3 separate regions of the Homo sapiens genome follow, and all the other regions are linked to region 3. Evidence: chromatin loops called from intact Hi-C (ENCODE). Cell type or tissue: PC-9. All regions are shown on one strand.

Region 1 (8,000 bases), 70 kb before region 3:
TAACAAGGCATAAGCTGGTTGTTCTGTGGTTAAACCTGAGTTTACACAATAAGGATGTGGCTACTACCACAGGGTTGTGCAAAACAGGGGAATCTTACGACGTCTCGGCTTTGGGCAGGGTCCCAGTTTATGTGACAAACCCCAATCCAACGGCTCCCTATACCACTGGGCCAGCTGGCCAACCTGACTGGTCCCTCCAGTCCTCCCTCTGCGTACCAGCAGGACCTCATAAATTCAGGTTGGGGTTAGAATTAGGATTAGCGGTCACCCTCTTGTAGCTCAGACCCACTCGGTGCTGAAGCAGCTCCACGGGCTGCTTTCCAGAAGTGTCGAGGCTCTTAAAGGGCTAGTAATACTCAAATAATAACATGCGCCTAGCCAGAGACATTTAACCCCTGAAAAGTGTCAAGGATAATGGAAATGATAAACCCATGTCACTTCTGAGAGATATTTTGGGGGCTCATTTCTTTCTTTGTGTCCTGATGAAAGGAAAGGCAATTTGCATATTCTGCTGAACCCTGATTCTCAACCACCACAGTGTTCTGGACACTAAGTTGCATAATAGGAAATTTAGGGGAGACGCTTTCCCCTTAGAGCCTTCCTGCTGCATCTGCCACAGTTATCCCTTCAATAAACAGCCCCTCTCCATGTTATTTAAAACTCAGAAGTGCTCTCAACAACTCACTCCTGATCAATTATATGCCTAAGGTGAAGTTGGGCATGAGCAGGTATTTTGTAGTGAAATGAACTACCATTTGTATAACACATTGTATTTATGATACAGCTTCATTCTCAGCCCTGGGCTGGGTATTATTATGACCATTTTTGTTAGCGGGCAAACCCAGGTATAGAGGGGCTGATAACTTGTCCAAGATCATACAAGGAGAAGAGAAAGAAATGGAACTTGAATTCTGATCTTTGGACTTCACATTACAAGCAAGCAAGGCTAATCAAAGCAAGCCTAAACAAACCCAACTGTCACTCGGATGGAGATCCTCTAATGCCAACACCAGACAGAAATACCACATTCTTGCCCAGGAAAATATACTGGGGGTACTTATGGCTAACAGAATTATAGGATGATGACAAATGGGTCCGCTGAAGACAGGGGTAAACACCCAACAAGTTTTGGTAGCCTCAGAGGGCAGTGCATCAGAATGATCTGATAACTGGCTTTCATACAAATGCTCTTAAATCAGCAGGGCAAATGGGATCTGATACTGCATTCTTGTTTCACAAGGCAGTGGGTTAGCTGGAGATTTGGGAAACTCTTACATCAAAAAATGATTAACACAAACATTAAGACCCTCAAGAGATATGATTTAAATACTGGAATATTTTATTTCTCTGAAATGCCTCATCCCCTGATGATCCCTGACAAATCAGATGCTACTATATAGATCTGCTGATCTCTCAGATCTAAGTTTCAGCACAATGTTCAAAGTTGCAGCTTTAAACAATGACAAAAAAATTACAGTTAAACTTCTCACAACCCTATATTGTTTCAGTCTAGGAAATGAAAATAAAGTCTGCTTTTACCCAGTGAGCCTCTAAAATTCCCAAATCCTTGGTAACAGATGAAGTAACTGACATAACTTGCTGCTTTCATGTGCATAAAACATCATTTTATTTTTTTCAGTCTCCCATGCACCAGGTTTTCAGTGAGTACCAAAAAACTAAACATATTTTCCAGAGTAAAATGTAGCATATTCCCAATTCTTAAGGCTCCTCGGAGGATTAAATGCTATTTAATGGACAGGAGAACTTGTTCTGATAAGTTTCTCAGACACTGCAACAGTGTAGGTGGAAGTGGCAGAGAACATGAGGGATGCAGTTGTCCACCACCCCGGGTCACCCTCTCAATCTCCTCCTTTCCTCCAGGAGAGGAGGCTGGCTTTCCAGGTGCCCTGGGCTTGGGCAGAGGAAGCTCTTGTCCCTCCCTGCTCAGTGCCCTGCTCAGCTACCATTCAGGTGAGGCTGCCCTGCTCCTGGGGAGTCAGGCTAAGTCTAACCCACAGAGAGAGAAGCTGTATCTGGACAAGTCTCTAGAGCCTCCTCCCCAGTGACCTTGGCTAGTGACAACCTATTCAGATGGGAACAGAACTATGCTCATTCCACACTTTGAGCTTTTCCCATGGAAATTTGTCATCATCTAACTATAGAATGTCTGTAAATGGAAAACTGAAAATGCCGATAATAAGCCCTCTCTATTGTGACTTGTGTTGGTGTTTGGCCCTCTTAGAGAATGTCTGCTGCTTTATATTAAAAAAAATATGTATATATATATATATATATATATGACAGAAAGGGAAGCCTATTATGTTACCCCCTTTCAAAATTTTTTGATGACTTTCTCCTTTCTACATAATAAAGCCTGGGGTTCTTATTCTAGCATGTACAGCCTGCTGCGAGCTACTTCAAACTACTTTCCCAGTTTTTTCTCTCATCTCATTCCACCCCATCTCCATGCCCATGTCCATTCTAAAAACATGCACATACACACTACACACACACACCACACAGCCTCCATAAACTCCAATGGTTCTACGTTAATTACTTTTTCTCAGGCCCTTTCTGCTCTTCTTTTCTTTCTTTGGGGTGCCCTTTGACCATTTCCCCAAGTTACTCTAATCACTATTCCAACTGCTCCTCCAAGCCAAGCTCAAATGCCTTCTGTTTCCTGAATGTTCCCCCAACCCCCTAGGCTGATTGCCCACCTCACTTTACCTTTTCCGGGGCCTTGCCGTAGAGTTATCTGTGTACACATCTATGATCCTGAAAGTAGGACCCTGTCCACTCAAGTCTGTATTGCCTCGGGCCTATCTGGGGTCTTGCATAAAGTAGATGCTCACTAAATATTAGCTGAACCACAAATCCACCACTCTCAAAGAGAAACTGAGGTCAGGGACCTGGAAAGAAATAAAAATGGCTCTACTTTTTACTCCTCCTGATGATTTCAACACTGACTTTGAAATTTTTCCTCTCCGCTCCGGCTTGCAGGCTGCAACAGGCTTCAGTACCAGTGACCACTGGCTAAAGCCAGGTGGCAGTGAAGATTCAGGCAGTTAGCTGAGTCCTCCAGGCTCCTGGCAAAGTAACTGGAATTGCAGGAGAGCCAGCCGGGAACCCTACAGCCACCTCCCAAATTTGAGGGTGGACATTATGCTAAGCTCCCACCCTTCCGGCCCCCCACCCTGTCCTTACTACTTGCCTCTGGGGTATGCAGTGTCTTCTGCAGACAGGGCACAACTGAGAAACTCTGGGCACGCTATTTCACACCAAAAGCAGAAATTGCTGGTTGTTTGGTCCCAAAGCCATTCTTTACTTCCTTCGTATCAGAAGCCCGGATTTTTAGTGGGGTAAATGACCTCCCACAATAAACACTACATTTCCCAACCTCCCTTGCAACTAGGTCTAGCCATGTGACTAAGTTTTAGCTGATGAGTTATAAGTGAAAGCAATGTATTCGACTTTCAGGAGGTGTTCTTGAAAAAAGCGAGTGCACTCTTTTTTTGTTCCTTCTTCTTGCCTGCTGGCTGGAACATGGAGGGGATTGCGGGAATCAGACCATAAAGTAGAAGCTAAAGGCCGGGCACGGTGGCTCACACTTGTAATCCCAGCACTTTGGGAGGCTGAGGCTGGCAGATCATGAGGTCAGGAGATCAAGACCATCCTAACCAACATGGTGAAATCTCGTCTCTACTAAAAATACAAAAAAATTAACTAGGCATGGTGGTGTGCGCCTGTAGTACTAGCTACTCGGAAGGCTGAGGCAGGAGAATCACTTGAACCTGACAGGCGGAGGTTGTGGTGAGCCGAGATCGTGCCACTGCACGTGCCACGTGCCACTGCAGCCTGGCGACAGAGCACGACCCTGTCTCAAAAAAAGAAAAAAAAAAGGTAGACGCTAAGGCTGAGAGCAACAAGACAAAAAGGGCTCATGTCCTTCCACTACATAAAATTGTATAAGCTCTGAATTGTCTATTGACAAACTTCTTTCATATGAAAGGGAAATATAGTTCTATCCTATTTTAGTCATTATTACTTTAGGTTTTTCTGCCATAGGCATCCAAACCTAAACCAAAAAGAAACATTCCTGAGCTCTGATTTCTTTCTATGAAATTTCCAATGTCATGGAGTTACTCCAAACGTTAAATGAAAAATCTCTTTACAAAGACTCCTAAAATTATAGCTTGACACACAGGTGTGGTGGCTCAATTCCAGCACTTTGGGAGGCCAAAGCGGGTGAATCGCTTGAGCCTAGGAGTTTGAAACCAGCCTGGACAACATGGAAAAACTCTACAAAAAATACAATAATTAGCCAGGCATGGTGGCACACACCTGTGGTTCCAGCTTCTCAGGATGCTGAGGTGGGAGGATCACCTGAGCCTGGGAATTTGAGGCTGCAGTGAGCCAAGACTGCCACTGTACTCCAGCCTGGGTGACACAGTGAGATCTTATCTCAATAAAAAATAAAAGTAAAAATAAATAAATAAATAAAAGACTCGTAAAGTTACAGCTGGACACCTGGGATGTGATTAGTAAATACCTTTTTTCTAACTCTTTTCTTTTCCAGCTCAGGTTTGAGAGATTTTGCTGTGACTTTTCCCAGGGGGCTTTATCATGCGTGTTCTCTCCAAAATTCTCTCCTGGTTCACTATAAGACACAGCATCTGGTGGAGCTGAAATAGCAACAGCTGTTACTCATGGAGAGCTTGCCACACGCTGGACCATACAGTCACTTTACACGGAAGATCTTACCTCATTACTATGACTGTGCAATGTGAGGTGAGCAATACCCTCATTTTGCTGAGGCAGAACCTGAGATTCCAGGGAGTGAAGTACTTTCCCAAGATTACACAGCTCATCAGCAGCAGTGCTGGGATTCAAATCTAGGTCTGGCCAGCCCTGGAATCCATGCCTTTGACCACATTGCTGCCTCTGCTGAAGGGCAGAAGACTTGGGAAAGCAGGAAGATTTCCCTGCTGCTAACCCTGCTTCCACCTCTGCAATCACCCAAACTGACATCAGGACCCTCTTCCAGCCCCTTTCTCCACAGAGGGCAGAGGTGTGTTCATGAATCTGCCCTCCTCAGGCCCTTAAATTTTGTAAGAATTGTTGCAGAAAAATGCTTTCATTCATGGCTGAGTCTGAGACTCTGTCCTCTTTCTAGTGATTTTGATGCCACTGCATAAACATACCTGTGAGATGTGTGGTTTTTGTTTTAAATAATTTGAAATTATTGGAATGTAACAATCAGCATTTGGAAAGTTTTATGTAACGGGATATTAAATTGAAGCTTTCATGAGGCACAAAACACAGTATGTTTGTAATCCCAGACTAAGAAGTCAAATCTCCATGTTTGCTTCAAAGGAAAATTCAGAAAACCTGCTCCATAACTGTTAAATCTTCTCACCACTTAGAGAATAAAAAAGGGCCAAGAGGGCCTGGTGTGGTGGCTCACATCTGTAATCCCAGCAATTTGGGTGGCCAGGGGGGTGGATCACTTGAGGTCAGGAGTTTGAGACCAGCCTGGCCAACATGGCAAAGTCCTATCTCTACTAAAAACACAAAAATTAGCTGGGCATGGTCACACGTGCCAGTAATCCCAGCTACTCGGAAGGCTGAGGCACAAGAATTACCTGAACTCAGGAGGCAGAGGTTGCAGTGAGCTGAGATCAAACCACAGCACTCCAGCCTGCATGATGAAGTGAGACTCTGTCTCAAAAAAACGAAACAAAACAAAAAAAAAACAGTGCCAAGAGGGTGGCAAGGAGAGAGGATTCTATGAGGAGGATTTATGTGGAGAATGCTGTGCTATGGGCCCATCCCCTCTATTCCCTGAGGCAAGGAAGATTGCCTGCTTCCTTGGCCCCCAAAGAGCTTCATATATGACCCCTATAATTGGGGAGAAAGGCCTGACTCCCACCTAGGATCCCACAGGCTGAGAGCTGGACCGACCTGCTGCTTTGGAAGCCGGGTCAGCAGATTGCTGTCTTGGCAGGGCCGGCCAGCACCCCTGGTTTGTTGGGGCAAGGGCTGTGCAGTATTGTAACGATGGACTATAAGGAAAGACACCCTGGCTTGGGTCAACATGGATGTTGTCCTGAGGGCCTCCTGCAGGGGCTGAGAGATCCCCATAGCAAGAAGTTGGAGGTAAATTCTTGGGACTGAAGAAGGAATGCCAGCAACCCTTCAAAACAGAGATGCCCTGACTTGGGTCCGACAGCACTGCCGAAGGCACTACCTGGTGGGGAACCTGAGAATTGCTCATGAAAGTGCCCCAAGAGATGGAGGACAAGAGGCACTAAAAGGTGAGGCCAGCTAATGACAATCCCCACTGAAGTGAGACTTTTCCCCTCTTCCCTCCCCATGGGCCAGCCCCACTTGGGAGAAGCCAATCAGACCACCACCCAGTCCTCCACAGCCAGCAAACAGCCCTCTGCAGGCCCTCTGCAGGCCCTCTGCAGGGTTTGACATCTTATCGGGATCCAAGTATTGATTGCTCTCTTACAGTGGACTTTCTAATTGCTGAATTAAGTCAGTATTTGCTGCTTAAAAACACCCTGGAATTGTCCCTTACCTAAGAGTAAGCAAAACATCTTGGAACCTGCTTAGAGTTCTCGTCCAACATCAGGGAGAGATCACCAATAGTAAACACAACATTAAGGAACATGAAGGCACGGTGGAAGACTGCAAATAAAGACATGTGTTGATGACTTTAGGACTTGCTTGTGCAACATGCTGGCAACTCTTGTTTATATGTAGATTCTTGCACAAACACAGCTGCATGGCAGTAAATCAGGAGGGTCTCCGGTGTCACATCAGAGGGAGCCACTTGATGACAGGAGGAATGTGCCTGTCTGAGTCAGGAGAGGACGTATATCCTCTGCAAAGGGAGAGGCCCCTCTTTTGTCCATTTTTCCTTTGGGCCAAGTTTGTTCCAAGCCACAAGGAGGTCTGGCAAGGAGCCTCTGTGGCCGCTGGAGGCTACACCCAGGCTCCTTCAGAAGCAGACCTGGGGCGGGGCACAGTGGCTCACACCTGTAATCCCAGCACTTTGGGAGGCAGAGGTGGGTGGATCACTTGAGATCAGTAGTTTGAGACCAGCCTGGCCAACATGGTCAAACCCCATCTCTACCCAAAATATAAAAAATTAGCCAGGCATGGTGGCACTCACCTGTAATCCCAGCTACTTGGAGGCAGGAGAATCGCTTGAACCCGGAAGGCAGAGGTTGCAGGGCAGCACTGCACTCCAGCCTGGGCAACACAGTGAAACTCTGTCTCAAAAAAAAAAAAAAAAAAAAAGAAGCAGACCTGGACCAATAATCCTGAAGTCACTGACATAATAGTCCTGAGAGCATTTGAGGTTATGACCCGGGAACTTCAAAGTGTTCACCGAGGTCCCTCCTGTAGCACTTACCAGAGTTTCCTCCCTTGGAGGACTGTGTATTCCTTCTTTCTCTGTCGGGGATAAATCCATCGTTTCCTTGGAGAGAGGAACCCTATGCCTCTGAATTGCATTCAGGGAAGGGTCATAAAAGGAATCACTGTTCTTCCCAAATGCCTTGGCTTGTAGCTGTCTCATTGCCTCTGTTCTACATGAAACGCTTCCATCTGGGCTGCCACTATGACTGCCACCACCAGGTAGCCCCTGGGGCTCATTTGGACAGGGCATCTGGACAGGTGCGAGCAACATGTTTATCTCACCTGAAACAGAGTATCTTCTAAATGTTAGGTTAAAATAAAACAGAAATAAACTGGGAGAAAACAATCTACCCACGGAAGGAGGTGCAGAGCACAGGGCTGCTATTTGGGAATGACCAGCCTCTGGCCATACATTGACTGCACTGCAGACACAGCTCCTGGACCTGGCTCCTCACTGTATTTCAATAATCCTGAAGGACCACACCCCAAGCCTAGTTTTTAGTCCAGCAGGACAGAGTTTGGGAAAGGAGGAAGGAGTCCATGCCCCTCCCAGTTTAGATAATAGAGTTGCT
Region 2 (8,000 bases), 200 kb before region 3:
CATCACTCTGTGCCACATACCCTCCAGCTATTCTGAACTTCTATTCTTCCCCCAAAATAGCATCCTCTTTCAAGTAACTATGGCATCACCTATTATATGCTTCTTTCTGAAGTGCCTGTACTCCATTCTTCATCAGGAAAGCTTCTGCTTTTCTTTTTTGATCCAGATCAAATGACACCTCCTCTTGGAAGCCTTCTTAGGCTGATCCATGCTTATCCCATATCAGGGTTAGTTATGCTGTCCCAGTGGCCCCATGGTCCCCGGCTACTATGTCTGCTATAATGCACCAAATTGTGTTAATGGTTGATGTGATCACGTGATTTTGCCCCAACTCCAGGTGAATTCCTTGGAAGATGAGGGCCAAGTCTTATTCTTCTCAGTCTCTTCTGCATCTAGCAGAAGAATAATGGTTGCACAGAAAATCTTGGTTCAGTGGTTGAGTGAATGAATGGATGAACAGGCTCTTGCACACAAAGAAGAGACATGATGTATTTGCATCCTTCCCTGCTTCAGCCAGGTAAGATCTACTAGCTCAAACTTATCACAGCCCTGTTTCTGAGCTGGTCCCACGAATAGAGTTTTTGTTTTTCACCAGCAAGCAGGCTGTTTCCAAGCTGGGATGATAATTGTTGATGTGGCACTTTAAACATCACAAAGAACAACTGAAAATATGTTTCTAGGGGTTAATGACTAAGAAGAAAATAATGAAGCTATGCCTATTCTGAAAAATGTCTAAGTGATGGCAATGCTGATTTCTGTGTGGGTGTTCACTTCTCCCTCTCCCCTATCTCTCTAAAGAGAATCTTTGATTACAGAGCCCCTGATTTCTGTCCTCTTCCAAAGAGAAAAGATTCCTTATTGCTGGGAAAGAAGCTAAGTCAAGCTATCTAATAAAATCCTAAGAGAGGAGGAGAATAGGGCTGGAGGAAAAAGGCAGTCATGGAAGCAAGGGGTAGAGGAATTTTCTTCAGGGATATGAGAAGTCTCATTGGAGGAACTATGAACAGAGAAGAAACTGGGAATTTAGGCTGGGCACGGTGGCTCATGCATGTAATGCCAGCACTTTGGGACGATGAGGCAGGAGGATTGCTTGAGCCCAGGAGTTCAAGACCAGCCTGGGCAACAAAGTGAGATCCCTGTCTCTACAACAAAATAATTAGCTGAGTATGGTCGTGCACACTTGTGGTCCCAAGTACATGGGAGGCTGAGGCAGGAGGATTGCTTGAGCCAGGAGGTCGAGGCTGCAGTGAACTATAATCATACTACTGCACTCTAGCCTGGGTGACAGAGTGAGATCCTGTTGAAAGAAAAGAAAGAAAGAAAGAGAGAAAGAAAGAAAGAAAGAAAGAAAGAAAGAAAGAAAGAAAGAAAGAAAGAAAGAAAGAAAGAAAGAAAGAAAGAAAGAAAGAAGGAAGGAAGGAAGGAAGGAAGGAAGGAAGGAAGGGAAAGAAAGAAAGAAAGAAAGAAAGAAAGAAAGAAAGAAAGAAAGAAAGAAAGAAAGAAAGAAAGAAAGAAATTGGGAATTTAGTAAATGTTAAAGAGTTCCTATCTATGTTTATTCTCTGTTATGACTTACATGAGGATGAATAAAGAATGCATTTCCTTTTAAATTATATTTTGGATATTGTCCTGTGCTTCTTAAATACAACACTGTCCCAGTGCCAACACACAGGAATCTAGGCTTTGTAAAATTTACACCTATAAATGGGTGGGAAGGGCCTGCACGAATGCAAAAGTATGCCTTTCACCCAGGGCTCTGGTAGCTCCACATCTGTCTCTGCCAAAGAGAATGGAGCCAAGGCAAGTAGAGGTAGTAGAGGTCTATAACTGGTCAGTTCTGGATACAGGCGGCAGACAGCCTGGACAGAGAAACACTGGATCTTGGGAGTGGGTGGGGGAGGGCTACCAAAACAAGGCACTGTCCTCACTATTTTCTGGGACTTTTAGGCCAGGGGTGTCCAGGAACTCATGGTGGTGGGTTGGAGGAAAGGGAAACTCATTTTGGAACCAGTTTGCAGCTTGATGCTGGTACCCTGGGGCAGCCTCAGGTGGTGCAGGCGTCCACCCAGACCATTGGCACACCAGGAGCTGCAAGCCACTGGGCTATGGAGATCAATACAGGCAGGTGGTGGCTCTGAGGCAGTCACAGTTTCTAATATCCCACATAGAGTTTACTCAAAAAGAAACCTCTGTAGCTGGGTGTGGTGGCACATGCCTGAAATCCCAGCTACTCAGGAGGCTGAGGCACAAGAATCGCTTGAATCTGGGAGGTGGAGATTGCAGTGAGCTGAGATCATGCCACTGCACTTCAGCCTGGGTGACGGGGGGTTGGCCGGGCGTGGTGGCTCATGCCTGTAATCCCAGCACTTTGGGAGGCCGAGGTGGGTGGATCACGAGGTCAGGAGATCAAGACCATCCTGGCTAACATGGTGAAACCCCGTCTCTACTAAAAATACAAAAAATTAGCTGGGCGTGGTGGTGGGCGCCTGTAGTCCCAGCTACTCGGGAGGCTGAGGCAGGAGAATGGCATGAACCCGGGAGGCAGAGCTCTGTCTCAAAAAAAAAAAAAAAAAAAGCTTCTACAATACACTCATAAACCCCCCAAAAGGCTGCAGATCTTAAGATGAGAAGAGGGAAGACCCCTGGGGCAAGGCCAATGAGAGACAGCAACATAGATGGGTTAACTGTGGAGAGAGGGGCTCTTGATCGTGGCAGGGCTTGTGGGTCCAGGCTTGCTACTGAAAAGTTGAACTTGAGGGAGGTAATAGCAAAGGTAAAGCAAGGTGACTTGACAAAGGAAGGCATCATTTTAGATGGGAAGTAGTGGGATGTACTGGATGGCAAAAGCCAGAAGACTGGGGGTTGAAGCCTTGCCCATTGCTGACATTTTAAATAATATTGGGCTCTCCATTTTCCCATCTGAAAAACAAGATCTCCAATATCTTAAAATGTTCGGCACATTGTGTGCCTTCATTCATTTATTCATTCTACAAAAGGGTTGAGCACCTTCAATGTGCCAGACACTAGGCTAAGCGCTGGGGTCATGAGGTGAGTGGGTAGATGTGGCCCCTGCCCTCATGGAGCTTACATTCTACCGAAGGAATCAAAATGTTGGCAAGACACTTGCTGCCTTCCCCCTTCCTTCCCTATCTCTTTCTTGTGGAATGGGCATCAGCCCTTGCATTTAGAAATTGCCAGCAGAAACAAGGAAAGACTCAGAAGACCGCTATCTTAGGATAGATAGGAAAGTGAAACTGATCTCCTGGCCATCCTGTCTAGCATAAGGGCTTTGTGGAGAAGCTGGAGAGCTTCCAGAACAAAGCCAGGAAATGATTATAGCCTCCTTCCAGGCCTTTCCAAGAAAATTATAAATCTTTTTCCAGGCTTCCACAAGAAGCAAAGATAATCAAACCAGCATTTTAACCACTCTTCTGACATGGGTAGGATGTCTGACAGGCCATGGCTAGAAGCTGAATAGATGATTAGAAAGGGGATCACAGGACAAAAATGAAAAGTACTGTGATGATCAATTGTAAAGGTAAAAATACTATAGTGGTGATTTAATCAAGGTTATATATACCAATTCTTTTTCTGCTCTATGGAGAACTGTTTAAGATACAACATATTTCTGTTGTAGCGCTTATTTCTGTTGTTTAAGTTAGACATGGAAAAGAACTTTTTCTAAGAATGCTGAGATGCCAACAAAGTGGAAGGTCATAGAGTAAAATCAGCTTTCTTATATTTGAGGGAATACACTTGCAGATAAAATAACTAGATAGTTGGCCGGGCACAGTGGCTTACACCTGTAATCCCAGCACTTTGGGAGGTGGAGGCAGGTGGATCACCTGAGGTCAGGAGTTCGAGACCAGCCTGACCAACATGGTGAAACCCCATCTCTATTAAAAATACAAAAATTAGCCAGGTGTGGTGGTGGGCACCAGTAATTCCAGCTATTCAGGAGGCTGAGGCAGGAGAATCGCTTGAACCCGGGAGGTGGAGGTTGCGGTGAGCCAAGATCACGCCATTGCACTCTAGCCTGGGTGACAAGAGTGAAACTCCGTCTCAAAAAAAAAAAAAAACAAGAAGAAGAAGTAACCAGATAGCCACATAAATGCTTGTTATCTGATTCTTTCCTTCAAGGCTAAAACCAAAGAAACACTGCCCAGTATCAATGATTATTGTCTTTGATATGTAAGCAAAACTGGACACCTGTAGGCTGATGGAGGTTTTGTCCCACTTGAAGACTCTCTGTGTATGTGATTCCCTGCTTGGGCCTCCAGTCCATCTGCTGCCCTCTCCATCGGGCTCACTGTCCAAGTGGCTGGCCTGCAGGGTCTGCCATGGGCTCCCTGGGTTGTGCCACTGGGAAGCACTGGCAGGCGATCCTCTGGAGAGCTGGAGGAAAGTGAGGCAGGATATCTATCCACCTCCTCCACTGATGGCTTGCTGGGTTCATTTAAGGAGGGCTGCAGCTCCTGTTGATAGACCTTTCCTGTAGCTGCAGTTCTTACTGCATTCAGGTAAATGTTCCTTTCCCTTGCACATTCAGGCTGATTGGTGGTCATGGACTGTTGCCAACCCTGGGGTTCCCTTAAACTTGCCTAGACTTTTGTAAATACTCTTTTAATAAACTACCCTTAGTCACCCCTTTGAGTGTACGTGCCATCTGTCTGCAGCTGGAATTCTGACTCATACTCTCCGAATCGGACTCGAGGAATTTCTAAAATTTCATTCAACATTTATTTTAACAAAAAGGCTTTGAGAAACTACTTTATACAAGCAATAGATACTTAAACACTTAGTAATAACACCTAAACATTTTTGAGTGATTGTGATATGTAATCATTACTGGACTAAACAATTTAGATGGTTTAATCATTGCAGCAGCTTTGCAGTGAATATGTTTTTAAACCTCTTTTCCTATACGGAAACAAATATTCATTACAGTTAAGTACCTTGCCTGAGGCCATGACACCAGTAAGTAGAGGAAACAGGATTCATATTATATTTTAAACATATTTTCTTGATGGTCTTTTATATACAATGGTAATTATAATAGAGTGTTCAGAAAAATAATGAAAAATAGGAGGAGGAAAGAACTCTACTACATGCCAAGCACTGGATAAAAAAAATCTAGGCTCTGCTTTCTGAAGTTAAAGTCTAGTAGGGCGGCAAACATACACAGATCACTGATGGCCAAGTTTATCCAGTGAACGAGGGGTGGCAGAAGAGCATGGTGGTGGCAGGGCAGGGTGGTGGTCATTACATGCAGTGATATGCTGGCAAATGTTTCACAATGGGCCCACCCGTTCCACCCTGTGTTAGAGTGCTTGCAGTTTCTGTAGTATAGATGCTTCCAGCTTGGCTGACTTCAGGCTATATGGCATCACTGAATGGGGAGCTGGGAAGAGATTTACTTGATTGTGCTCCAGCACACCTCTAAATTGATGTGCAAGGGCGGAGAATCATGAACAACCTGGTGTGTGGATAAGATCTGCTGCAGCCCAGGAAACAAGCAGGTGAGGGACCATGGGCGGGGGTGGGGATGAGGCTGGAGAGGAGCTAGAGAATACCAAGGGCAAGGCTGTGGTTGATTGGCTGGAGCTGCACTGTCCCGTGTGTAGCCACACATTGCTCCTCAGTGACTGAAATGTGACTGGTCCAAAGTGCAATGTGCTGTGAGGGTAAAGTAGACACCAGAGATTGAAGACTTACTATGAAAAAAGGAATGCAAACTATATCATTAATGCTTTTTAATATTCCTTATGTTAATAAAATTTATAGATGTCATTGGTTTGGACTGAGCAGGAGCACTAGGCCCAGCAGACCAAACCAAAGTGGAGTTATGCGTGCTGAAGTTCCACCCTATCAAGCCAAAAGTAAATTGTTTATCTGACCTTCTGAGAAATCAAGAGAGAGACAGATAATAGCCTAATCCCCAAAAGAGTCAGTTTTAGCCAGCATGATGAGGAAAGTGCCCTCTGCTTTTACCTTTACAAGGAAAGCAGCTTTGAAACAACCACTCTGATTTTTCATTCTGTTTCTGCTTTCTTCAGCCCTTTTCTGTCTATAAAATCTGCTCAGCCCATTGGAACACTTATTCTGTTTTATAAAATAAGATGTTGCCTCATTCTAGAATCACAAATAAAATCCAACTAAGATCATTAAACTAAATTTGTTGTTATTTTGTCTTTTGACAATTACATGTTAAGATAATATTTTGGATATATTGGGTTAATCATGTATGTTATTACAATTACCTTATTTTGTTTTACTTTTTTAATGTGACTACTAGAAAATTTTAAATTATGTATGTGGCTTGCATTGTATTTCTTTTGAACATCTCTGGGCCAGAGAATTTGGACTTCTTTAGCAGGCAGCAGAGAGTCTCAGAAGAGTTTTAAATGGATGTGGTCTGCTTCCAGTAAAGATCATCCTGGTTCCTTGTGGAGTTTGCTGAACCAGGCCAGAGGAGGGAAACTGTTGAGAGTCCAGGCCAGAGGGATGTGGGACTGAATTAAAGGCAGTGGAGTTGGGGATGAAGAAGGAGAAAGCAGAATGGAAGGTGGACAGAGACGGATCGAGGATGGTGCCCAGGTTTCTGGCTTGGGCCACTGTCTAGCTGGGAGTGGTAATAACAGGGATTAAAGTACAGGAGGGATGAATATTTCTAGGGGAAAGGTAATGAGTTCAGTTTCTGATATGATGAGTCTGAGGTGTGAGGGGAACATGCAGGTGTCCAACAGGCAGCCGAGCCCAGGAGGCTAGAAGCCTATGGGTTCCATCTTGAAAACGTATTTCAAATAAACCACTTCCTACCATTTCTATGGCTACTACCCAAGCTCCAGCCACCATAATCTCTTATCTGAAGAATTGCCATAGCAGTTGTTCAGATTGCTGGTCTCCATGCTGATGCATTTGCCATGTCTCTCAGTGTGGCAGCCTGAGGAATCTTGTCAAAAGCCACATCAGCACGTCATGCCTCCCCTTGTAATCTTCCGATGAATCACATCACACTCAGGGTTCATGCCACTCTGTACAGAGACCTAAGGCCCTATGCAACCTGGCTCCTCCTACTCTTTGAGTTCCCATTACTGAGGGAGACTCAGTGCCTCTGCTCCAAAGGCATTGGTCTCCTCACAATTCCTAGAACTTGTCAGGAACTCTCCTACCGCAGAGCCTTGGCACCTGGTACCCTAGCTCCAAAGCCCTTTGCTTAGATTAAGTTGACTCCCTCACCCCCTTCAGGGCTTTACCCAACGATCCCCTCTTTGTGAAGCCTCCCTGTTCATTCATCTAAAATGACACCCCTTACTCTTTCCTTCCCTTCTTTATCTTTTTATTAGCTCTCACCACTATTCATCATACATGTTACTTATCATGTTTAATGTTTGTCTCTCTCACTAGAATGTTAGCTCTATACATCAAAGATTTTGTCTGTTTTATTTTCCGTTGCAACTCCTGTGTCTAATAGTAGGTACTGGATTAATATTTGTTAAATGAACAGATGAATGACAGCATATCAGTGGGTAAGCACATAGATCCTAGAAACAGACCTGCTATTGACATACATCCCAGCTCTGCCACTCATCATTGTGACTGTGGGCCGATTATTTAACATCTCCGAGTCTTCATTTTCTCATCTATGAGATGGAGAGATTAATAGTAACTTCCACAAAAGATTATTGTGAAGACTCATTTATTCAGTACATGTGGAACCCCTAACAAGTGCCATGAGGTGTGCTTAACCGGGATTAAATAAGATATTGTAGACTTTGATGCTGGGTCTGCTACATTGTAAGCCCTCAGTAAATGCTTACATTCACTCAGTAAATGCTTACGAAGTTCACGTGTTGAAAACGTAATTCCCAGTGCAACAGTGTTGGGAGGTGGGGCCTTTGAGAGGTGATTAATGAATGAATTAATGTTGTTAATGGATAGATTAATGGGTCCTCATAAATGATTAATCACATCATCAATAACAAATCTCATGCATTTGT
Region 3 (8,000 bases):
AAGGTGATGGAGTAGAAGGGGGAGCGCGCACTGTGGGGAGGGGTGGACAACAGGCCTGGTCCTACCTGTGACTCTGCACTACCCTGTGACTCTGGGCAGGGCCCCCTCGGAGACCCAGGTTCCTCAGCCAACCGGCTGGATCAGGTCATCTCTAAAGGTCCCGCCATGCTCACATTTCTCCCTCTATTGAGGATCCCAGGCACAAAATTTGTTTTTGGTTCAATGCATAATACTCCCTTCCTTTTTCTTTTACTGCAGATATCTTCTAAAGGGGCTCAATAGGGTTCAATATGCCTAAATTGGATCTTCTCAGTCTTGGAAAAGGCATTTTTAGCAGTGATCAAGGGAAACTGATTAGCGAAGTCACTTCTAATCCTTCACGTGTCAGCTGTGTTCTTGTAGGCTTTGCTTAGAACCTAGGTTTTTACTTCCACAGTGACTTAATAAAGGGGAAAGAATTGACTCAGAGCCCAGATGAATTAAGAACTCTATCTTTTTACAGAAAACAGCCAAAACAAACACTAATGAGTTTTTGATTGATGTGGATAAAGGAGAAAACTACTGTTTCAGTGTTCAAGCAGTGATTCCCTCCCGAACAGTTAACCGGAAGAGTACAGACAGCCCGGTAGAGTGTATGGGCCAGGAGAAAGGGGAATTCAGAGGTGAGTGGCTCTGCCAGCCATTTGCCTGGGGGTATGGGTGCTGTGGGTGACTTCTGGAGGAGTAGCTCCACCCTCAGGGCTGGGATATACTTCCTTGGTTAAATATTCAGGAAAACAAACTGCCTGGAGGTTTTTTGTTGTTATTTGTTTGTTTTGGTTTTGATTTTGCTTTGGTACAAAAAAGATTTTGGACATTTAGAAATGTTTCTGTGTTGATTGTGCCCTTGTATTAGCAGGTGTTTTCTTGAGCACCTGTCATGTGCTAAGCCCTCTGCTGAGCACTGGATACACAAACTGTGTTTAGGATTTAGCAACAAGTCACAGATTTCCCTGGGCATTTTTTCATGCTTAAATTCTAATTCTGGGGGTGGCTTCTGGACCAGCTGCAGCAGGACACAGTAGACATTCGTGAGTACCCACTGTGGGCTGTTGCCACAGAGGCTGTAGAGTCTAACCCATCAAGGGAAGGGATTGAGTATATCAAATATACCCACATGCATGCATGTGTGTATATGGCGGACACGTGTGTGTACATGCATGTGCATATGTTGGGAGCTCAGGCCCATTGTGCGAGGAACAGTCCCTAACCGGAAGTGCTGTGGGCCTTCAGACTCTTGCAGGAAGCTGCAAGCCTGTGTGTCTCGATCCATGCCTTACAGGGAAAGTATTCTGAGTACTTCCAGTGAAGAAAAGAGTCAGGGGATATAAACGATGGCTTACGCTGGGTGTGGTGGCTCACGCCTGTAGTCCCTGCACTTTGGGAGGCCCAGACAGGCAAATCACTTGAGGTCAGGAGTTTGGGACCAGCCTGGCCAACATGGTAAAAGCCCATCTCTACTCAAAATACAAAAAGTAGCTGGGTGTGGTTGCACGTGTCTGTAGTCCCAGCTACTCAGGAGGTTGAGGCAGGAGAATTGCTTGAACCTGGGAGGCGGAGGCTGAAGTGAGCTGAGATTGGACCACTGTACTCCAGCCTGGGTGACAGAGCGAGATTCCATCTCAAAAAAAAAAAAAAAAGAAACAACGAAAAAAGAAATGATGGCTTAGCTCCATGTGAAGATGATATTTGAACATTTTAAAACACTTTAAATAAACTGTTCTCTCCTGTTTATTGCCACTGACAGGAGAGGTTTCTCTTTACCTCTGGTCCTGCACCCCTCTGAGCCATCCTACCCACAGCCTTCAGTCATTGTCCTAAAGCCTAGCTCTAATTCCACTGCCTCTCCTTTTGTGCACACACACTTCTCTGCTTCCCTGGCCGTTCTCTATCTTGGAGAGGCATTTCAAACGCCACTTCCACCAGAAGGCCTTGCTACTGCACCAACTAGTTACTATCTCTTCTTCACCCAAATCCTGGTAGCACTTTGGATCTCCCACTTTGCACTTAGGGTTCACCTTCCGTTATAATCATTGCCATCAATCTCAGCATCGTTTTTAGGCACTTCTTTCCAGCCATTGTTCTTACCTCCAACTACATATCTTTTCTGGACTGTGCATTATTCAGTTTATTAAATGCCCATTAAATGTGTTTAGCCATTGTCAATTACTCTGAAACGTTCAGGTTTTGACAAATTCTTTCCTAATGTAAGTGTGGTGGAAAGAGTGAAAGAAAGTCAAATTGCACAAAAATAGGATGGTGTAATTTGGGGTTATGCCGTCAATTTTGTCCACTGATAAATGGGATTTGAGCTCTCCAAGTTGACTAGATGCCCTTTATTTTTCAGAAATATTCTACATCATTGGAGCTGTGGTATTTGTGGTCATCATCCTTGTCATCATCCTGGCTATATCTCTACACAAGTGTAGAAAGGCAGGAGTGGGGCAGAGCTGGAAGGAGAACTCCCCACTGAATGTTTCATAAAGGAAGCACTGTTGGAGCTACTGCAAATGCTATATTGCACTGTGACCGAGAACTTTTAAGAGGATAGAATACATGGAAACGCAAATGAGTATTTCGGAGCATGAAGACCCTGGAGTTCAAAAAACTCTTGATATGACCTGTTATTACCATTAGCATTCTGGTTTTGACATCAGCATTAGTCACTTTGAAATGTAACGAATGGTACTACAACCAATTCCAAGTTTTAATTTTTAACACCATGGCACCTTTTGCACATAACATGCTTTAGATTATATATTCCGCACTCAAGGAGTAACCAGGTCGTCCAAGCAAAAACAAATGGGAAAATGTCTTAAAAAATCCTGGGTGGACTTTTGAAAAGCTTTTTTTTTTTTTTTTTTTTTTTTGAGACGGAGTCTTGCTCTGTTGCCCAGGCTGGAGTGCAGTAGCACGATCTCGGCTCACTGCACCCTCCGTCTCTCGGGTTCAAGCAATTGTCTGCCTCAGCCTCCCGAGTAGCTGGGATTACAGGTGCGCACTACCACGCCAAGCTAATTTTTGTATTTTTTAGTAGAGATGGGGTTTCACCATCTTGGCCAGGCTGGTCTTGAATTCCTGACCTCAGGTGATCCACCCACCTTGGCCTCCCAAAGTGCTAGTATTATGGGCGTGAACCACCATGCCCAGCCGAAAAGCTTTTGAGGGGCTGACTTCAATCCATGTAGGAAAGTAAAATGGAAGGAAATTGGGTGCATTTCTAGGACTTTTCTAACATATGTCTATAATATAGTGTTTAGGTTCTTTTTTTTTTCAGGAATACATTTGGAAATTCAAAACAATTGGCAAACTTTGTATTAATGTGTTAAGTGCAGGAGACATTGGTATTCTGGGCACCTTCCTAATATGCTTTACAATCTGCACTTTAACTGACTTAAGTGGCATTAAACATTTGAGAGCTAACTATATTTTTATAAGACTACTATACAAACTACAGAGTTTATGATTTAAGGTACTTAAAGCTTCTATGGTTGACATTGTATATATAATTTTTTAAAAAGGTTTTCTATATGGGGATTTTCTATTTATGTAGGTAATATTGTTCTATTTGTATATATTGAGATAATTTATTTAATATACTTTAAATAAAGGTGACTGGGAATTGTTACTGTTGTACTTATTCTATCTTCCATTTATTATTTATGTACAATTTGGTGTTTGTATTAGCTCTACTACAGTAAATGACTGTAAAATTGTCAGTGGCTTACAACAACGTATCTTTTTCGCTTATAATACATTTTGGTGACTGTAGGCTGACTGCACTTCTTCTCAATGTTTTCTCATTCTAGGATGCAAACCAATGGAGAAGCCCCTAATTAGATCAGGGCAGAGGGAAAAACAAAAAACTGGTAGAAACCGGCAACCACAGCTTCAAGCTTTAAGCCCATCTCCTACACTTCTGCTCTGTAGGTGCCCATTGTCACTTCTGTTCACATGCTACTGTCCCAAGCAAGTGACCAAGCCTGACAATACTTTGTCTACTGGAGTCACTGCAAGGCACATGACGGGGCAGGGATGTCGTCTTACAGGGAAGAGAAAAGATAATGCTCTCTACTGCAGACTTGGAGAGATTTCTTCCCATTGGCAGTAGTTTGACTAATTGGAGATGAGAAAAAAAGAAACATTCTTGGGATGATTGTATTGAAACAAAATTAGGTAAAAGGACAATATAGGATAGGGAGAGATATAAGTGGAATGAGATCTCTAGAGTCCATTAAAAGCAAGCTAGATTGAGAGCTCTTGGAGGGCAGGGACTGGGCCTAGCTCATGGTTTACAGCTCTTGAGGGTGACTGCACAGTGGACTCAGTCAGTCATGGCTGAGTTGAGTTGGCTTTATTATCTCTAGAATGTAGTTCTCCATTCAAATGCAAAACAGCCTTATTCTCTCAACTGTAGTAAAAGAGGATTCTAACTAGAGATGAAAAAGGTTCTTGGCACCTACTGGGCCACAAGACTGCTTTTGCTTCCCACTGTGGAAGGGGGCACTGTTATCTAGGAAAAACATCCAGATGGCACACCTACTCAGAAGTGGTTCCACAAAGAAATTGAGCAAGCATTCAGATGAGCAGCCTCAGCTCACTATCTAGCTGTTAATAAATTTTAAGTCCGTTTTGTTCCTTTGCACCAAAGAAATTGAACAATGTCAATAAAATTCCAAACATGAACTGTTTTATGTAACACCACATCCTAAGGAAGAATGCCTGAAACAAACCTTTGATGTCCTCATAAAAATGATAGCCATTTTGGAGAAATTATGGAAAACAGACCAGTGGTTGGTTTATTTGGTTGGTTTTGTTTATTATTACTTTTTTTTGGCCATCAACACAGAGGCTAGAGAGGTTGAATCTTGCACTGTTGTAGTGTTTTGTTATACAGAGAAAAGGGATGTATTTGCAGCAGAGTCAACAAAAAAGAAACTGGCATGGGGGCACATCCTCAAGGTGCTTCAACCTTTATCTCAAATTCCTGCTCACATGGGGCTACCTGGGACAAAGAGCTTAGTGCATTACATGAGGAGGCAGAACAAGCTACAGCAGAAGGTGCCTAACCAGATATTTCCCTGCCAGGATTAATTATAGCATTATGTAATTTCTTGGCCTCATTATCTAAGGAATTTGAATTATTCCACTAAGGAAAATACTGGCAGATAGAAAACAGGTCTGGGTACTAATGAGGAATCTGGCTGATCACAAGGAAGGGATTCATTATGGACTGGAATGAGGCTGAACTGCAATAATCAGAAAGCTTCCACACAGCAAATGTTAACCACTCCCTACTTTGCCACATCCCTCTGAATTGCTGAGACCTAACAGCCGATACTAAAAATCAGCACTGTGATTGACACTGGGGCAGAAACCATACCAAAGACTGTTGGCTGCAATCCAGAAACTGTTGCCCTCCAGTGGACCAAATTATACTTCATTACTTGACCAGTAATGTACCCCATAGAGCTAATTGTTAGTTAACCAAACTATCATGCATTCTTTGTTTTGTTTTGTGAGACAGTCTGGCTTTGTCTCCAGGCTGGAGTGCAGTGGTGAGATCTCGGCTCACTGCAACCTCTGCCTCCCAGGTTCAAGCGATTCTCGTGCCTCAGCCTTCTGAGTAGCTGGGATTACAGGTGTGAGCCACCATCCCTGGCTAATTTTTGTATTTTTAGTAGAGATAGGGTTTTGCCATGTTGGCAAACTCCTGACTTCAAGTGATCCACCCACCTCGGCCTCCCAAAGTGCTGAGATTATAGGCGTGAGCCACCATGCCCAGCCCTTTCATGCGTTCTAAAGATATTTTTCCAATCTTAAATTATTAACTGAATTTGGCTTACATATAAGAAACTAATACTCATGAAATCCAAAGACATTTTAGCTTAATTTCAGCTGATGGCTTATAATCTAAGGAACTGCCCCTTAAACAATTATCTCTATTCATCAAATGGTGAATAAACTCGTTCCCAAATGCTCTTTTTACCTGTTCTAGGACATGTGTACTTAATTGTGTGATTTTCCTCCAATAGTTGCTTGGAAGGTTTATTACTGTTATGACATCCTCCGACTTTCGTTCAGATACTTAGAATGAATGCTTATGCTCTCCTTTCCCATAGCCCTTGCTTTTCGACTGTGATCTAGGTGATTCCAGCTTTGCCAGTCAGCACATTCCTTCTTCATGGCTGCAAAAATTGGTTTAGAGGTAGGCATGTGACCTAACCAAGACTAAGAGGAGTGTATATCAAGGCTTTTTTCTGGGAATGGCAGGATGCTCTTTCTTGATGAACATAGTGAAGAGACGTAGCCACAAGAGCTGCTGGCAGCAGTCTTGAGACCACAAAGGGAGCCAGCTTTACATGGAGCTGACATATTGGAGAGCAGTGCAGAGCAATTGTAAAAAGTGAAGTCTTTGCTTTTCATTCCTTTGGCAAGACCTTTGAATTTCACATTTGTTTCACATGTGTTTGTAACCACTCTTTGAGACATGTTATAGATGACTGCTTAAAAAAAAAGAAAAAAGAAGTGAAGTCTTTGGTGACAGCACCAAGCTGCTAGATCAAGCCTTGCTCAAAGTCCCAACCCATGGACTTTTCACTGGACATTATCTGACTAATTGTTTAAGCGAGCTGAGTCAGGTTTTCTGTTCCTTGCAGTCAAAAGCACCCTATCATGTTGTATAAGCGCTGACCATCAAATATAAACACAAAGAGAAGGTCCCTAGAATGTGAACTTATAGTGTAAAATAACATTTCATTTTCATGCCTTTTCAATTACTTAATGACACTGCCCCCTAAAATTATCCCCTCATTCCAGCCGTATAAATCTCTCCCGTATTATTTGATCATTCCTAGCAGAAGATAAACATCCTGTATTATTTTCTACCTTATAAAAAACAAGTTTCCTTTGATCCCTGGAATCCCTCATCTGGATTTTCTCCTTAACTTCCTATTCCCTCTTGGACACCATCTTCTTTCCAACTTCTAAATATTGGATTAACTTAGTGCTTGAACTAAGATAATTAGTTCTCATTAGTTCTCCCATTCTCTATCAATAATCACTCTCTAGGTAATATATTCAAGTCCATGGCTCTATCATGCCAGATGCCCATAATATCTAGATGCTGATGACTCCCAAATACGTGTCACAGCCTCCAACCTCTTTTCTGAACTCCAGAGCTGCACTGTTGATCCAAATACTTACACAAACTCTCTCCTTGGATAGCTAACAGGCATCTTAATCTCAACACATGCAAAGAGAATCTTTAATTTCTCCCAAACCCAAAACCTGTTTTTCCCCTAGTCTTTCCCATTTTAAGAAACAGCCACCATTGGCTCAGGCCAAAACTTCTTGGTGTTATCATTGACTTATCTTTCTTCTCCCATGCCACATTCAATCCATCAGCAAAGCCTGCTATCTCTACCTTTAAAATACACCCCAATTCCAAAGGTCACCTCCTCTGCTCTCCCTCTACTTCAAGCCATTCTCCTGTCTCACTGGAAGACTGCAATAGCCTCCTGGCTAGCCTCCTGTTCCCACAGTTACTCCCCTACAGTCTATTTTCCTCGCAACACCTAAGTAACCCTTTTACAAGTAATAAATTATGTTTTAATGGGTATTGTTGTCAACTCTATGCTCATAGGGTTCTATGAGCAATTTTATAATGTGTCAATTTGGCTAATCCGGAACTATGTTTCCCAGAGTTATGGTCCCTGTATGGTTCTAGATTATAGTTAACTGAAAGAGATATTTTCACAAGATTTGGACAGGAGAAGTGAAGTGGCAGCCATTTGGTCATCATGGTTAGAGGTGGCGAGAGACAAATGCAGGGATGCTCCCAGATTCTAGCTTGCCCTGGCTCTCCCTGACTCTGTGACTCTATTTCTAACTCAATTCTCATTCTGCTGACCATTAGGGACCCCAGGCCCCACACTGGATCTAGAGCAATCTTCCACCAG

What was found. Hi-C counts contacts between places; a loop is a spot of excess contacts. Peaks named below come from ENCODE experiments on the same cell type or tissue, not always from the same donor. Only the 100,000 strongest peaks of a DNase experiment are listed, where the experiment ranks them.
Region 1: a loop joins it to region 3, with 5 times the contacts of the local background. A loop is called at or near these places in 41 of 110 quality-filtered maps.
Region 2: a loop joins it to region 3, with 4 times the contacts of the local background. A loop is called at or near these places in 3 of 110 quality-filtered maps.

The regions. Positions count from the first base shown.
Region 1 is chr1:94,594,686-94,602,685 of GRCh38, reverse strand. The region is part of intron 1 of LOC105378861 (a long non-coding RNA gene); the gene reads right to left. Among named protein-coding and RNA genes, the nearest start is that of MIR12133, 55 kb to the right of the region's middle. In PC-9, CTCF peaks have their summits at 2,805, 3,022 and 7,951; DNase peaks (open chromatin) are centred at 65, 3,020, 4,425 and 4,775; H3K4me3 peaks cover 473 bases; H3K27ac peaks cover 1,310 bases.
Region 2 is chr1:94,724,775-94,732,774 of GRCh38, reverse strand. SLC44A3-AS1 (SLC44A3 antisense RNA 1) reads left to right here. Exons shown (of 6, transcript NR_160780.1): 2 at 338-517. Among named protein-coding and RNA genes, the nearest start is that of MIR378G, 17 kb to the left of the region's middle. RefSeq lists an enhancer at 3,834-4,334. In PC-9, no CTCF peak of the experiment used is centred here; DNase peaks (open chromatin) are centred at 4,174 and 4,754; H3K4me3 peaks cover 638 bases; H3K27ac peaks cover 3,656 bases.
Region 3 is chr1:94,524,983-94,532,982 of GRCh38, reverse strand. F3 (coagulation factor III, tissue factor) reads left to right here. Exons shown (of 6, transcript NM_001993.5): 5 at 503-662; 6 at 2,387-3,810. The coding sequence ends at 2,523. Among named protein-coding and RNA genes, the nearest start is that of F3, 13 kb to the left of the region's middle. In PC-9, CTCF peaks have their summits at 717, 4,548 and 5,542; DNase peaks (open chromatin) are centred at 672, 4,212, 4,632 and 5,232; H3K27ac peaks cover 6,398 bases.